Regions from separate parts of the Mus musculus genome. Here region 1 is linked to region 2. A link is a loop called in an ENCODE intact Hi-C map of the cell type or tissue named here. Cell type or tissue: left cerebral cortex. All regions are shown on one strand. Links, peaks and the distances in the headings refer to the core of each region. The heading gives the core; the rest is flanking DNA. Region 1 has its middle 30 kb from the start of Gm46937. Region 2 has its middle 11 kb from the start of Clnk.

What was found. A loop is a pair of places that touch in the nucleus more often than their neighbours do. Peaks named below come from ENCODE experiments on the same cell type or tissue, not always from the same donor. Only the 100,000 strongest peaks of a DNase experiment are listed, where the experiment ranks them.
Region 1: it touches region 2 in a loop (5-fold over the local background); 3 of 42 quality-filtered maps call a loop at or near these places.

Annotation. Positions count from the first base shown.
Region 1 is chr5:39,047,456-39,056,280 of GRCm38, reverse strand. No RefSeq gene overlaps it. Among named protein-coding and RNA genes, the nearest start is that of Gm46937, 30 kb to the left of the region's middle. In left cerebral cortex, for the core only: no CTCF peak of the experiment used is centred there; DNase peaks (open chromatin) are centred at 3,249, 4,489, 4,982, 6,945 and 1 more place.
Region 2 is chr5:38,883,689-38,892,513 of GRCm38, reverse strand. No RefSeq gene overlaps it. Among named protein-coding and RNA genes, the nearest start is that of Clnk, 11 kb to the right of the region's middle. In left cerebral cortex, for the core only: no CTCF peak of the experiment used is centred there; DNase peaks (open chromatin) are centred at 2,840 and 3,684; H3K27ac peaks cover 457 bases.

The DNA of each region.
Region 1 (8,825 bases), core at 615-8,614, 160 kb before region 2:
ACTTCTGTCATCTTTGGATTCAGAAAAGGAGTTACAACATTGACCTCAAAGATCACATGTGTGTCCCAAGAGACCAGGAAATGAACTGAGAGAAATACCAATACCTTTGCTTCATTCTCTGAAAGAAAATATAAACTAAGAGGCTTGGGGAGAGTTAACTCATTGTTACACAATCTCAGAGCATCCTGGAGCTTTACGTTTGAATATATAGGATAGTGTTCATATTATGAACCAATTATTATGACTAAACGCCATATTCAAAGGAAGGTTTGACCAGTGTTTCCATTATCATCTCAGGCAAGTCTGGAACCAAGGTGTCATTTGAGATGGTCTGTAGCAGACTCGGCTGATTACCAATATTTTTTTTCCTCTGTGTTAAACAAATATCCCAGCTCTTAGCTAAGACTCAGTTCTCTCTTTCCTATGGGCTTGACTGTGAACCCAAGTGACTCTATTAACAAACATGTCACTGAAGAGCCTGAGTTCTCACCTTTTTAATAGGATTCTCTCCTTTTATAAATTTTTATTAGATATTCTTTATTTACATTCCAAGTGTTTTACCCTTTCCAAGGCTCCCCTTCAGAAGTCCCTATCCCATACCCCTTCCCCTGCCTCTATGAGGGTGCTCCCCTATCCACCCACCCACTCCCATTTTCCCTCACTGACATTCCCCTACACTGGGACATCAAACAACCTCAGACCAAAGGGCCTCTCCCCTCACTGATGTCCAACAAGGCCATCCTCTGCCACATATGCAGCTAGAGCCATGGGTCCCTCCATGTGTATTCTTTGGTTGGTGGTCCTGTTCCCGGGAGCTCAGGAGGGTCTGGCCTGTTGACACTGTTGCTCCCTCCATGGGGCTGCAACCCCCCTCAGCTCCTTCAATCCCTTCTCAAACTCCTCCATCGGGGACCCTGCGCTCACTCCAGTGGTTAGCTTTGAGCATCTGCCTCTGTATTTATCAGGCTCTGGTAGAGCCTCTCAGGAGACAGCCATATCGGGCTTACATCAGCAAGCACTTCTTTGCATCCATAATAGTGTCCAGGATTTGGCAACTTTTTAAGGATGGATCTCCAGGTAGGCATTATCTGGATGGCCTTTCCTTCAGTCTTTGCTCCACACTTTGTCTCCATATTTCCTCCTGTGAGTATTTTGTTCACCCTTCTAAGAAGCCTGAAGCATCTACATTTTGATCTTCTTTCTTCTTAGGCTTCATATGACCTGTGAATTGAATATTGGGTATTCCAAACTTTTGGGCTAATTTCCACTTATCAGTGAGTACCTTCCTCTGAGACACCTGAGACTCCTTCATATAATACTCATCTTCTCTAGAACACTGTGTGTGTGTGTGTGTGTGTGTGTGTGCGCGCGCGCGCGCGTGTAAGAAGAGGAGAAATGGACAGTAGTGTGAATAAAAGCTCATTATTCAAGTAGTACTGTTGAGTCCATCAAAAGCAACTGATTCATGGGGAAACATTTGTCCAGAGTCTAATGGCACAGAAAAGAGTGAGCTATGAGATTCTTCAAGAAAGGAAATAGATCTAGGTCTATAACAGAGATGCTATGGGGAACTGAAAATACCAGGAGTAAAGGTATAAAATGACTGTATGTCGAAAACTTTAATTCATCAATTAATGAACAAAATGGACTTCGATTACAACTCACTTACAAAAATCAATGAACCATAAATTTACATATAAAAGAATATTGACACAAATTTTCAAAACCCGCCCTAGTCACAGAGCAATAATCAGTGACCCTGGATGCAATTTGCTTTCCTTAATCTAAGCCACCTACCTTTGCGTTGCTGGTGGCTTTCTACCTGGTATCTTCTACCTTTACATAGCTCAATGGCAAAAGTTGAAAAGTCTAATGAAAGGCAATAGCTCCAGCCAGGAATAGTGGCTCATTCCTGTGAGCCTGGCATTCAGGGGAATGAATGCCATGGAAGGAGGAAAACCATGAGTTCAAGCATAGGCCCATGCTGAAACCCTCTCTCAAGCAAAGGCAAGAATTTCTATCTGACCAATCAGATACCTTCAGCTCCATCACTCCATGTGTAGAACAAGTGTAGAACAATCATTAATCACTTTAGTTCATTTAACCCCCCTGCTCTCCCCCCCCCACACACACATACACATACACGGTTTTAACTTAATTTTAATTGCAGGGGAGAGAGGCACACAGGCACATGGGGGTATTCATAAAAGAGGATGGTGTTAGATCCTTCGAAGCTGGTGTTACACAGAGTTGGGAGCCACCTGATGTGGTTACTGGGAACCAAACTTGGATCCTCTGTAGAAACAGTATGCATTCTTAACCAATGAGCCGCCTCTGCAGACCCATCTTGAAGTCCTAAACTTTTCATTTCAGTATAGGTTTCTTCAATTTTCCTTAGCCTTCTCTTTCTCCTCCCTAGTCTTTCTCATCTCTTTTCCAAATAATTGACTCTTTCTTCCCTCTCAGGTCTTTCAAGCATGCCATCACCCTACACTGGCATTGACTCTCTTCCCCAGTCACTTTCCCCAGACCCAAGCACCTCCTGGGTCTACTGGACTCATCTCAAATGCTTCTTTCTCAGATAAGATTGCCTTGGTCCTCACGTAAGACACAGCCTCTTATTTCTGTTCTCTCTTACAGTGTTTCAACACCCCTGATACTGAACGCATGCCCATTTGAGGGTCGTCAGCTCTGCAGGGATGCATAGTAATTTGGTGCTTGTTGTAGAAGAGATAAAAAGGCAGCCAAACAAACGCACTTCACTCAACCTTGACCTCTGGACAGTTAGATTTAAGCCTTAGAATAAGAGGTTGTTTTAAAAATTCAAAAGTACTTCAAAATCCATGACAGGCTTCCCTGCTTATGAAACAAGGTCCCAAACATTGATAAAGACCAGGGCAAGAAGTTTATACAGAAGTTAGTTTACGTTGAAGCTACTCCATCAGGAAAAAAAGACATTCTAGAAAGGCTTGGAGAGAAAAAAATGCAGTAAAAATAACACATACAAACATGAAGTTGGCATATATCTGTGAGTGAGTCTGTCAGTTATTTCAGTAAATATTTATTTCCTTTTGACACATTCACTGTGTTCTTTTGGGGTTTTGTGAAGGGGGGCTTGGTAATGAGCTGTTTATTATGATCTGTGGCAAACCAGAGCAGTGCAAAAACGCAGCCACCTACTTAAGGCAGAATAAATAAGTTCCCATTGTCACAGCCTCCACCCACCTGAGCTTCAGTCCCAGGCAAGGCTTGCCAGCGACACTTGAAAACCACCAATTTACTGCATGTGCCGTATGGTGCTCACATGGAAGACAGATCTACTGACTCGTTAAAGCACACTAATTATTCTAAATTTTCAAAGTGAGAACATATGGGAGCTGTTTTCTTCAGTGATGTTTCTACTTCAAAAACAAAAGTGCATACAACTGAAGAAGTGCTTTCCTGGATCTATATCCCTTAGAAATGGTATTCAAACTTCACCAACTTCACGACATTCATTAAAAAGCATAATCCGTCTCTGGTCAAAGGCTGTCTGATGCCAATACCTCACCTTATATCTGTTTATTTCCACTGCCCCTTCTCCCACTGAGCTGGGCCTATAGGAGCAGGGTGATATATTCTGAATTAAAAGTGATAAGTTCTGACTCTCCTACTTATTTGTCAACAAATTGTAAGCAGCCGGTGCACGATGATTTTTAAATTTCCTTGTATTCCTTCCCCTGATGGAGCAGATTCCTTGGTGCAATAAGAATGCTGCTTCCAAGGACACATTGTTCACTATGTTCAGCTGTAATGACCTCGGCCTGAGGAGAGAGGAGCCAGAGGGATCAGAGACCAGCTCAGTCAGGAAGACTCTTGTATCTTTATTCCTGTAATGGAAATGAACTTTTGACCTCTTGATAGATACACCTCGGGATCTGGGATCCACAAGCAACTCAGAGGAATATATTGTTATTCCTGAAAGCGCCCAGCATCGGAAGAAACTAAACACCAGGCTGCTGGAAAGCTAAGCCAGGTCACAAAGACCTGTAGAGACCTGAGATCATTCAATGATGGTAATATTTATCTAGATTTTTAGCCATTACATTATTGATGAGATTCTCGTTCTTTTGACTTTCTGTGAACATGACCTTTGTTCTTGCTAGCTTGCATTTGCCTGGGAGCAAAAATGAGACCTTATCCCAGACAGAATGCATAGAGCAGGAGAAAGCTGATATATATGTTTTGCTTTGACTTGCAAAAATAGAATGGACCTTCAGGCAAAGGTCTTGAAAACCAGATTGTGGTCTCAAGAGTGAGTTCTCCCAATCTTTGTTTTGCTCCTTTGACCTATGACAGACCAAGACTGTGGGATCTACTCTAATGATGGCCTCCTAGAATCTAAAGAGAGAGAAAAAAATCCTCCTTCTTACAGTTCCCGGGGGACAGGAAGTCAGCTATTCTGGGAAGGGATGTGTTCTACTTTCCTTTCTATTGGTGTGATCCAAAACAACTTAGGGCTTATGGGCTACAGTCTGTCATTAAGGGTAGTCAGAGCAAGAACCTGAATCAGAAACCATAGAGAAGAGCTGACTCACTCCAAGACCCATGCTTAGAGTGAGCAATCTTTTCTTTTTCTTTTTCTTTTCTTTTTTTTTTTTTTTGGCTTTTTTCAAGACAGGGTTTCTCTGTATAGTCCTGGCTGTCCTGGAACTCACTTTGTAGATCAGGCTGCCATCAAACTCTAAAATCCGCCTGTCTCTGCCTCCCAAATTCTGGGATTAAAGTTGTGCACCACCACCTCCTGACAAAGAGTGAGCATTCTTATAGAGTGCAGGACCACCTGCCCAAGTAATGCTACTGTCTATAGCTAGCTGAGCCCTTCCATTCCAACTAGCAATCAACCCCACCCCCAGTCACGCCCATAAGCCAATCAGATCTGCAAAATCCCTCAAGTGAGATCCTCTTCTCTAAATAGAAGAGGAAGAGGAGGAGGAGAAAGAGTAAATGATGACAGCATGTGACCCAGTTTGGGGGCACTTTGTTGAGAATTCCTTAAGAAACTGATAAAAGTGTTATGAAAACATGAGAAGGATAAGACAGAAAGAAAGCAAATCTGTCCTTTCTGGGCATCTTCTGGGAAAAGGAAGATTTCAGTTAAGAACAGGACATCCACCACAGCCTGGGATGGAGTCTGCAGTCACACCTCCAGAGGACATGAGAGGCAAGCAAGTCACACAAATCACAAACAAAATACCTTCCTAGGAAACACATGCTGGCACATTCTATCTGATCAAGGTTACCAAGATGTAGAACATTCCTCAGCCCCCCGCCCCACCCCCCCACCCACCCCCACCTTGGCTCTACTGTGCCATTCAAGGACAAGGACATGCTTAGTCAATTGTGTTCAGATCCAAGTTCCACATTTATATCAGAGCTCCCATTGCCATTCTTGTTTATCTCTTCTTTATCTTATAAACTTGTTTCAAAAGAGACGGCAATCAACTCATTTTCCAGTAAAGTAACCACTGTACAAATCAGTTAGGCAATAATTACTTTCTGTAGCATCACAATTGTTGGTGGCTCAGCTATTCGCTGAATCACTCAGGCTTGATGCCACAAAGTCTGACATTCCAGGACCAGCTTCCTCCCTGCTCCACTCATTGGAGGCGCAAGTAAAAGTAGCACTTACTAAGCAACCTTTCTAGGATTCTGAGATTTACATCTGTTAGTTGCTTTCAGTTTGTTTCCTTGCTCTACTATCAAGGATAGATGTGAACTAAATATTTACCCAGCCAAGCATCTAATCCAAGTAACTTTACATGATATGAAATAAAGTGCAAGGATTCCTAAGAGACTATAAAAGAATATCCAACCTAGTCTAACCTAGACTTAACTAGATAGTGACTTGAGAGCTACAATGTAGGTCATGTGACTTTGCAGAAATGAGAATACATGATAACAGGATGTTATATCTGATAACAATTCATGATAACGTTATCATATTATCATGATGTCATTGGCCCTAGGCTTGCTGCATTGGTACATTATCTGGGAGTAGTCCAAGCTGAAGGCTGTGTCTCACAGCCTTATCAGTAAGATGCTTGGATCATGTGGGAGAAAAAATTCACCAGAAGGATGTAACTCAGTCATAAGAACAATTCTAAGTTTAGTCACCAGAGGAAAGCATGGCCACTTTTCATTTTCTTTCTTTCCATCCTAGTGCTAAAACATACAACAGAATTTGTGAGTCCATGTCAATATTGCAGACAAAAGCCCTATGCCTTGGGGAAGATGCAGCCACAGCATAGTGATATCAAATGTCAAACATCTGCAAAATTAGTCACATGATAACCAGTCTTCCACTAGACCAAGGCAATAACTTATTCTTTATATCAGTCAGAAGGCAAATATTTGCATGTATATTTTATTTTAATAACCAGCCATGAAAAACATTGTTACAATAAAAACACTATCATATTTTAATCCAATATGTTTCCTTCTCATACTTTAACTTCAAAGTTTCTAGGGAAGTTCATGAATTTGAGGCCAAGGTAGCAAATAGAATATTATGCTTTTATTATAGGAATCTCACACTAATTCATGATTGCATCCTAAATTATATTTAATAAGAGGTTGATTGAAAAAAGATACAAACAGGTTCTGTGCACTCTGTGGGTGTTCATTTGTACATAAAAAGGAGTGTGCTGCTGCGAGTAGAGTTCAGCAGTGAGATCCTTGTCTGTGATGTGCACTGACAAGCTCCAGCCCAAAAGCTCAGTGTTCCAGTTATCCCAATGTTCATTGGTTACTGGTTACACGTGGCAAAAGGATATATCTTAGCAGCTCTACAGAGTTCTAGAGTTGTTTCCAGAGTGTAGTTATTTAATCTTTAAATTTAAACTCTTTAAACACACACACACAAAATCAGCATTTGTGAGGAAGTGTGGGTAGGTGTTCACACCAGCTTCCAGTTGTTAAATAAGCCCATGAGAGAGTTGTTTTCATCTCTAAGAGGATTCTTCCCTGCCAGGCAGAAGCAAAGCTGTTAATTTTCCAGATCCCAGTAGGTCCCACAGATACTTGCACCCATAGACTTCTGAGCCATCCCGATCAATAAAGTGTGGAAATCTTCAGCAGCCTTACCTTCCCAATGGTCATGCTTGGAATTTCAATACCAACCACACCTGAATCATAAGTGTGACTGATAGACAAGGGTGCTAACATCCTTAATGCTCCAAATACACAGCCTTTTCCTAAGAGAAATGTTTGCCGGTGTGATTGGATTAAAGAGTCAGAGGTAGGAAGACATCCTAGATTGTTCATGTTGGTCCAGAGTACTTTAAAGGATTACCAGAGGGAGGCAGGAGGGTTTAAAGGCAAAGGGGGAGCTATAGCCATAAAAACAGATGTTGGGGAATGTGGGGCTATAAGCTATAGGATGCAGAATAACTCTAAAAATTAGCACAATGTAACAGGGTATTTGATTTAAAAAGTGGGAAGCCAAACCAGCATTTTGATATGTAAGTGACATAAAGTGTCTGCCAAACGGGACAGCAAGAAGTTAATAGCACCATCCCAAAAGGGCAGCCATGAAAGTTGCTGTTCAAAAAGCTTTAAGATCAGAGATTCCCAAGAACTTTAAGGTCATATTACAACCATACATGTTCTAAGTGCAAGACATGGCAAATTGAATCAAATGTTTGTTGTCTGGTTCTGCTTTGGTCCAGGCCTTCCTATCCATGTGTGTACTCATTTCCCAAGGACTGGGAAGGCTGCTCTGTCTACCATGTCTTAAACAATAGTTAATATTTGTAATTTCTTTAGTTGCTGATTGTATACTTAAGATTCCTTTCAATTTCTTTAATGACTTTCTTAATTTGTTTTCCATAGAAAACAAATCTGAGCTTGCTCTGAGTCACCTGGGAAATTTTGGACTTGGATTTTGTAAAATCCTGGATCACTAGGACTTGGAAGACTCTTGAAGAGTGACAGAATAAATTTTGCACCATAAGATGTACATAGGAGTGGAATATTGGCATTTGAATTTACAGCAAGGGCCCATGGATTACAGACTTGGATCCCAGTCTACGCTGCTGCTGCTGCAAGTCGACAGAACATATAGAAGATAACAGGACATATAGAAGGTTGAGACTGGAGAGAAGGAATTCGGTTGTTTAGAGTGTGCTCTTGGCAGGTGTAGTGTGAGAAATGTGTCCCATAGGCTTGCAGGATTGACCACTTGGTCCCTGGTTGGTGGTGCTAATTGAGAAGTCTGTGGAACCTTTGAGAACTGGAACCATTCTGAAGAAAGTATGAGAGTGAAATGGACTTTTGTGTGTCTGCAGGCTCAGCCCCGAGTCTAACTCATTTGCTCTTCTTCTTTTAGTAATTAAGATGTGAAAGTGCAGCTTCCTGCTCTGGGCACTCACCGCTTTGCATTCCCTTCCATGATGGACTCGACCACTGAAACTATGAGCCCAAATAAATACGTCCTCTCTTAAGTTCCTTTTGCTCATAGTAATTTACTACAGCAACAGAAAAGTAACTATTAGAATAGGAATTTAAAAGTTCTGGTCTATTCCGTTTCTCTCTACCCTAAAGCCCTAACTAGAGCTTTCTCTGCTATGTGCAGTTAGCATGACATAATACCTTGCCTTAGGCCCCAAACCAATAGGGCAGTCGATTTATCAAGTACTGAAACATTCAAAACTGTGAGCCAAAATATACCTTTTATCTTACCAATTATCTATCTCAAATATTTATTTCATTAATTTCATTAACAGAAAGATGACCCAAAGGGGATTTACCTTATGAAAATTAACACAATTTCCTATTTAAATATT
Region 2 (8,825 bases), core at 175-8,174:
CTCTTTGTATTAGATAATCAAATAAAGGATTCCTCCCTGAGAGAGACTCTCTTTCCCAGCAGTCATTAGTTTCCCATTGTCTAGAGTGGGATCCTGTGAGGTGTCCTCCCTTCTTTGTTAGCATATACATTGTTCTCAGAATAGTAGCATTGTGTGTGTGTGTGTGTGTGTGTGTGTGTGTGTGTGTGTGTGTGTGTTTTATTTAGGCCATCAGTTCTAGAAGACAGTCTCCTAGCAAATTTCCTGGTTCTGTGAGTCTTATAATCTTTCTGCCCTCTCCTTGTGATGTCCCCTAAGCCATAGGCACAGGAGTCATACAGAAGAGGTATTCTTTGGGGTTGGGCTTCCATGATCTGTTGATCTCTACATTGTATGCATTGTAGTTTTATGCAATGATATGCATTTTCTGTAAAGATAAGTATCTTTGATGAAGCATGATAGCTACACTTACAGTTTGACAATGTAGTGAAGAATTATGCTGGCCTAGAAAAGTGGTAGCTGTTGTTTCTCTTCTAAGATCCAACACCTCACTAGCTCCAAGGTTTTTAACTAGGTTTCTAGTACTAGGCATCATTTTCTTTCTGTTGAAAGTGCCTTAAGTCTCAATGGACAACTGTTAGTTAACTAACAGCAAGATATGGGTGTCACCACTGAACCTTTAGGGACAGTTTGTCATACTGCTCAGAGCTGGAGAGATGGCTCGGCAGTTAAGAGCACTTGTTTCTCCTGAAGAGTACCTGACTTAATACTTACATGGTAGCTCCCAATTATGTATAACTCCAGTTCCAAGGGATCTAACACTCTCCTCTGACTTCAACAAAGATCTATTTCTCCTACCTAGGAGTTGCATCTAAAAGGCTCCACACCCCCACACCCAATTGGTGTTCCAAACATGAACTTCTGGGAGACATTTTAGACCCAAAATCTAAAACATACTCGATTCCTATCCCCAGGGTCTAGTCTGATGATTATAAGAATATTTATTTGTTGGGAACAAAATAAAAGGGGGAGGGGGCCCAGGGAGAAGTTGGGAGGAAAAATATGCCACGTCCAGTCAGAGTTCCTGTACTCTGGGCAGGCAGACGGGGGGGGGGGGGGGGGGGGCGGGGGGGGGGGAGACTGCCAGGAGCTTTTCCACTCTGCCCAGGGAGAGCATGCCTGACCCACATGACAGGGGGGTGGAGAAAGGGGCAGCCCCTGACCGGGGACGCCCCTGGAGCTGCCTTGCTAAAGCCCCAGGGTTGCAGGAGAGAGGGATGAGGGAAGGAGTTCCCAACACTGGTGAGAGTGGTGCAGTAGATCTAGAAGGAGCAGAGACTATGGTTTAAGAGCTTTATTATAGAAATGCAGGGGAAAGAGAGAAGGTAGAGAGAGAGGAGAGGAGAGGAGAGGAGAGGAGAGGAGAGGAGAGGAGAGGAGAGGAGAGGAGAGGAGAGGAGAGGAGAGGAGAGGAGAGGAGGGAAGACAGAAAGGGAAGAGGAGAGAGAAGTGAGAGATGAGAGGACAAAGGAGTGAGAGAGAGGGAGAGTAAGAGAGAGTGTGGTGGGGGCTGAGCACCCCTTTTTATGGTCTTCACTGTTGCTAGGTAACTGGGGAGGAGTTTAGCCTGAAGGTCAGAAGCTTGGGCCATTGCTTAGGTGACTATTGACCATGCTTCTCTTGTGGGGGCTGTAGGAGGTGATACTTTAGGCAGGGGCAGGAGTTCCAGGAGCATGAGGGAACACCTACCATGTCATGTAGGTGAATTATGACCATCAGGGTTCAGACCTCAGCTCGACTGGAGACCAGCCTGCAATTCCCCACATTTATTTATAATGTATTTAAATCATATCACATGCAATGAGTTTTTTGTAATTAGCTTCATCTTATTGCCACAACTCACAAAATTGAAGCAAGAAAACCCTATTTCCAATAAAGAAAAACAATTTGAGAAGGAATATGTGGTTTGCTCGATGTTCTCAAGACAGTACAGAGTTAGGGTGGGTTGTGAAGCCATTTCTGTGCAACTAACTAGTCCATTCTATACCTACAAGATTTAGCTAGTTTTGAAAGAAAGATAAGAACTAGAGAAAGAGAAAAAGTAAAAAACAAAGTTTTCTCTCTGTACACAATGTCCCCCTCTGGCCACTTAAGGCGTGTTCTCAGGAATGAGGAGCCATTCTTGTGGGGCTCTTGAACTTTGGAGGGTGTGATTTCAGGAAAGGTGATGGAAGTGAGTTTTCAACTCTCACTCTTTCCCCCACTCCCTACCATAATTGCGTTTTCACTGCATTTTACCTGTAAGTACCATCAATGACTTCTTTTGCTCACCAACAGAAATGATGGAATAGCATTTCCGAGATACCTGACAGCTCCTGAGGGCCCTCCAAAGTAGGTCAGCCATGCAGAGTGTTAAAACATCATCACAGTTGCCAAGGAGCTCCTGCCTTCTTGAGCTCCAACGATCTTGGATTCCTCAGCAGTTCTTCATGGATAACCTCAGGGTGGGAGCAGATTCGGGCCAATGTCTAGAAGGTTCCGCATGGATGCTCTGAAGTCACTCCTGGCAGTTCCGGATGGTCGGTGAATTCCTCCTGAAGTGGTCTCCTTCAAGCATTATTGTTGCTCACATGTATCTGGAAACACTCATTCAGTGAGGGCAGCAAATGTCCCATAGGCTGAGGGAAGGAAAGTAAGTTTCTTACTCCAAACTAGAGATTTTGCTGTTAGAGGCAAATAAAATGTCAGGTATTATTCACAAATCCGGCCCTTCTTCCTCAGTCTACCCTACACTGGGGCATTTGTTCTTAGATTATAAAGTACATATGAATCACTAGAAGGATTTATCTTATATACAAGGGCTCTAAAGTTGAAATGTTGGTTTTCATCTCTGTTCTGGGGTGTGCTGCAATGTGTATTTTTAACAAGTGACCTAGTTAGTCTGAATGACAAAACAACTTACAGGGAGACTAGTCAAACCTAAATTTACCAGAAAATAGAGTTTAAAACACTATGGCTGGATACTTGATTTACAACAAGGTCCTAGGAAGGCTAGACTGAGGGGGGAAGATGGGTCACTATAAAAAGATGACACTGAGCTGTCTGTTTTGTATCTTACCTGAGTAATTGCTCCACTTCACAATCTTGTGGTGTCATCTTCCTAGGTCTTGATAAGACACTATGTCCCAAAGAGTCCTCCTAGAGGATGAAAGGATGATAGCTCAAATCTCTCAATGCCAAAATTATAGAATTCAATGCTCCCCAAATTAACTTTCATTTTGCTTATACATGGGCTGTGGGTCCTGCTCTGTGTCTTGCCACAGTACTAACTTGCCAGTCTGTGGTTGTTGCTCAATGGTCCAGCCGTGGACATTATACTATGAAGTAGGAGTGAAATGGGTACAGCACAAAGCCCAGATAGATATTGACTGCAGTCAGAGCTATGTCTTGTCTATACAGAAGGCCAAGGCCCAAACAATGCAAAGACAAAAGGGTTTGTGTATCCTAAATAATGCAGACTCTCTTACTCCATCCACTGTCTTCTTTCACCTTTCTGACCTGTGATGATTGATCTTCATTGTAAACTTGACTGAATTTAGAATCATGTAGGATGACACACAGTTCTCTGGAATGTCTACAGAACTGTCTCTGAAGATGTTTAACTAAGGAAATAACACCTACCCTGAATGTGGGCAGCAGCATCCCATACGCTGGAGAAGGAGGTTAAATAAAAATGAGAAAGTCTGCTGAACACTGGCATCCTCTACTTTCTGCTTCCTGGTCTACCCAAATGTAAACAATTTCCCACTGGCACAGCTTCAATTATCTCATGCCTTCATCCTATGCCCTCTGTGATGGACTGTATCCCCTCAACTGAGAGCCAAGATAAATCATCTGTTCCTTACATTGCTTCTTATTGGGTATTTGGTCAAGAGAAACAACTCGTCTACCAACTTCACCTCTTTACACAAAAGGGACTGGAGAATTCTATGACTGGAAAGCTGAGCTGGCTAGGCTGAGGTGAAAGAAACTCCTGAGGACATGATGAAGAAGAGACTTTATCCTGCCTCTCAATTCTTTCTTTAGTCTCGAGAAGACCGAAAGATCCTTTGAAGCTAAGACTGGCTTGTAGACAAACAGGCATAGGGAGGCCACTGAGTTTAGCATGGAAACTTATATGAAGTAGATGAGGGTCTGGCTCAGTTAGGACTGAGTTCAAGTGCACCCCAGGTCCTATCTGAGTTTATGATTCAAGGACCTGTATATCTAAGCTCTTAAAAACAAAAACAAAAATCAAAATAGAAAACAAAAACAAACAAACAGAACAGAACAGATGTATCTACCAAGAAAATGCAGTATCTAGCTCTACGAGGCCAAGGGTGATTGCAATATTCAGAGGGAAAAAGGAGGTATATACCCTAGATGCTGAAGACCCTTTGCAGAATGCATCTATATCTGAGTTCTTTAAGGGTGTGATTGGGATTTGTTGTTGTTATTTTTGTTTTATATGTGAGAGCCTCATAATAAACCTCATCTGTGTACCAGCTAAAAGAAATATAAAAACAAAGATAGAGAGATAAAGACAGAAAGACAGATGGAAGGAAGGAAAGAAAGGAAGAGAGAGAAAGAAAGAGAGAAAGGAAAGGAGGAAGGGAAGAAGGGAAGAAGGGAGGAAGGAAGGAAGGAAGGGAGGGAGGGAGGGAGGGAGGGAGGGAGGGAGGGAGGGAGGGAGGGAGGGAGGGAGGAAGGAAGGATCTAATTTCCAAGTGGTGTTTCAGAGTAGCAAATCAGTCTGGGTTCATTTGTTATGCCTTCTGTGACAGGTACCATAGACCAGGTGGTTTTCACCAAAAGAAATATATTCCAGAGGCAGAAGTCTAAAATGAAGGTGTTGTCAAGGCTACAGAATTCCCAAACTATCCAGGAGGAGATATTTCCTGGTCTCATCCATCATTCATTAGATAAGGAGATACTTGTCACATATACCAGTCTCTGTCTCCATGTTCACAGCCTTATTTGACTTGGATAGCTCTGTGTTTCCCCTCATTTTAGACGTCAAATTGTCCAAGAACCATTTCATTGCCTCATCTTCTCTTTATGATATCAACAAAGACTCTTGGTTTTGAAAGATCACATTTAACACAATCAGCCTTGGGACTTCAGCACATCTTTTTGGAGACACAATTTAATGCATAACAGACTCCAAAGCCAAAGTGCCACTGGCAAATCCAGTCTTTAATTATACTCAATTTTTGTTGCTCTGTCTTTTCTCTCATCAACACCATCAGAATCATTATCAAGCTGTTTTTACACATTCTCATGCTTTTTGCTCCCATTGTTAGAATGTGCTAGACTCAAGCACAGCCAAATAAAACAGCAGTCTTGCAAGTCCAATAGCTCACTCCCTCCCCCTACCCCTGTGCAACCCATGCCCCAGAATCGCTGATACTTCCCAGGTGAAACTGTTACCCATTTCCAATAGTCCTGTAATGGGACCTGTCCCAACCCCCAGTGATGATTAGAGGAAGTATCCTAACCCTATGGAGCAATCTCTCAAGACAAGAGTGGTGCCTTCATCTGAGACCGAGCATCAAGCATATGATAGCTTAATATTCAAACTATTTAGCATAAATTGGAAAATCTATTTAACTCTTTCTTTTTCTCCTTTCCATCTGCTAATTTACATGGCTGGCTGGGAAAGTGATCAGGACAGATTGGGAGCAGCACAGAGAGAGCCCCAGACTAGCCAAGCTTGTGTCAATCTGCATTAATTTTTTTCCCTGAGCACAAGATATGTGCCTAGGGATGATCTACAGGGCATATTTGTATAGAAACAATACCCTAGTGTTTGTGGAGCATTTCACTCAAGAACATTTCCAATTCTCTCTTTAAAGTACCTAGAATTCTTACTACAATAAACAAACAAGCAAACAAACAGACCTTTCTTCAGGACCCTTTGTACACTATCTGATTCATTATTTGTAGGATTTTTAATTTAATTTTTACTTTTGTAACTACCATTCCAAGTATTGGGTTTCATTACTTTTTCAAACATTTTGTTTTATGAATCATGAATCATCTTACTCTCATGTTTCTGCCCCATCCCCTTCCCACTTCTTACTCTACTACCCCCAGTAGACTTCTTTCCAGCTTCATGTCACGTGAGCTCAATTTCCCTTCCTCCATCCTCAAAAAAAATCATTCCCCTATCATGATCCCCTTTCTAGGTTCATGACCTATATTCACACTAAAACACACAGAAACACACACACACACTTTTCCCCTAGGGCTGGGGAGATGGGGAGACAGCTTGGTCATAAAAATGCCTCTATCATAAGGACCCAAGGATATCCTTGCATGCCCATATGCATCTTGTAACCCAAACATGGGTTGGGGGAGGAGAGAGAGAGAGAGAGAGAGAGAGAGAGAGAGAGAGATGCATGGCTTCCTGGAACTCATTAGATCATTGCAGGCAGTCTGGTAGAATAGAAAAGCTCCAGATACACTAAGAGACTGTCCCAAAAAATGAGGTGAAGAACAATCCAGAAAGACAGCCAACATTAACCTCTGGCTTCCACATACATATATGCACTTGTGTATACAACATACATACATACATACATACATACATACATACAGAGAGAGAGAGAGAGAGAGAGGAGAACTGGAATACACATATGAAAGTAAACATTGAATATTTGCCTTTCTAGGTTGGATTGCCTTGCTTAATATAACATTTTGCAGATTCATCCATTCTGCTACAAATTTTAGAATTTAATTTCTCTTTGTAGCTGAATAAAATTAGATTGTGTATACATATCACATTTTCATCATTCACTCATTTGTTGATGGACATTATCTTAGGATTTTATCACTGTGAAGAGACACCATGACCAAGGCAGCTCTTATAAAGGCAAACATTTGATTAAGGCTGGCTTACAGTTTCAGAGGTATTATCAGCATTATCATTATCAGCATAGCAGGAAGCATGACAGCCTGCAGACAGACATAATGCTAGAGAAGCCAACAGTACTATATCTTGTTCTCAGGGCATCCAGGAGGAGGCTACTCCACACTGGGCAGAGCTTGAGCATAGGAAAGCTCAAAGGCTTCACCAACAGCCTCTCATAGACTCTGTTCATGGTGCCAAGCCTCAACTTCTTTGCATGACACCTTCAGTCCTGGGCTGCACCATCACCAATGGCCTCTCTTGATCTCACACAGTGTCAAACCTCAGCTACTCTCCATGACTCCTTCACACCTTCAAAACCAGTACTATCTGTATGATTCTTACATATTACCAAGTCTGGCTGCCAGCAGGATATCTATCTCTGGACCACAGCTTCTTTGTGCTCTCAGAAAATACTTCCCAGAAGATTTTGCCTCAATGATACTGGCCTCATCTTAATCACCATTAATTTCTTAGCTCCAGCTAACTAGCAACGATTGCCATAGTAACCCCTTCTATTCTTTACTCTAAAGCCAGACCCATATGGCCAAAGCTGCTGAGTTCTGCTATTTGCTGTACCTGGAACATGGACCTTTTGTTCTAGAATATCGTCACCAACTTTCTGCTTTCAGTGATTTCCTTTACTACCTAAGCTTGGCTGTCCTGGAACTTGGTCTGTAGACTGACCTTGAACTCAGAAATCTGCATACCTGAGTGCTGGGATTAAAGACATATACCACAATGCCTGGACCTAAGCTTTTCCTTAATTCCTTTTCACAAGATCTTTATCAGTTCTACATTGTAGCTCACTCCAGATATAGTCAAGTTGATGACTGTGAATAATCGTCAAAAATCATCCCTTGTCAATTTGACACACAACCATATCTCCTTATGTCCAAATGAAAACATTAACCAGGCCATAATAATGCCTAACATGGTATAACTTCTTACAACTGTCACTGCATAAACAATAAGCTTAGCTGGGTAGCATCTTGCCCCAAGGCTACCACCCCCTTAATCCTATTTAATATCCTTAATGAGATTATTTAATCCATTTCACTTCCTGGTGTCCCTTCAATCCTTAAAGAATACATTTTGTATTTTTCCTTTCTAAGCTTGCTAGGCTTGATCAAAATGCTCTTCATAAGACTAAACCACAGTACAGTCTATGCTAGGCTTTGTTTGAGATTTCCTTTGTCAACATAATTAATCTAAAACTCTTCACTTTAGAGCCTCGGCCAGACTCTTCAGACAAAGGCAAAAAGCAGCCACATTCTTCACCAAAATATCACAAGAATGATCTCTAGGCAACATACTAAAATTCTTCTCTGAAACCTTTGAGCCAAGCCCCCAGCACTTCAAATAATCTTCACAAGACTGTAATTCCATGTTCTTGCTATGCTTAAACCATTCCATTGCTTTCCTAATTCAAAACTCCAAAATCAACATCCCTCCAAACAAAAGCACAGTCATGCATATATATCGTAGCAATGCCCAAATCTGACACCACTTTATCTTAGTTAGGTTTTATTGCTGTGACAAAGTATCATGACCAAAAATCAAGTTGAGGGAAAAAGGATCTATTATTGGGTTCACACTTTGAAATTACAATCCATCACCGGAAGAAATCAGAACAGGAATTAAAGCAGGGCTGGAACCTGGAGGCCAGAGCTGATACAAAGGCCATAGAGAACCTTCTTCCCCAGTAGTATGATAGAACTTTTCAGCATTATGAAAGCTAACCTATAGGGATGGAGCTTATAAATTTCGCCATGCTCTAACTCATGTATGTGGTCCTTAGCAATAGGGACTTACCCTCAAGTCCAAGAAGGTAACCAAGAGCAAGAGCAATAGTGCATGGAGGAAGGGGTGTTATGGGACCTTACTGACCAACGCC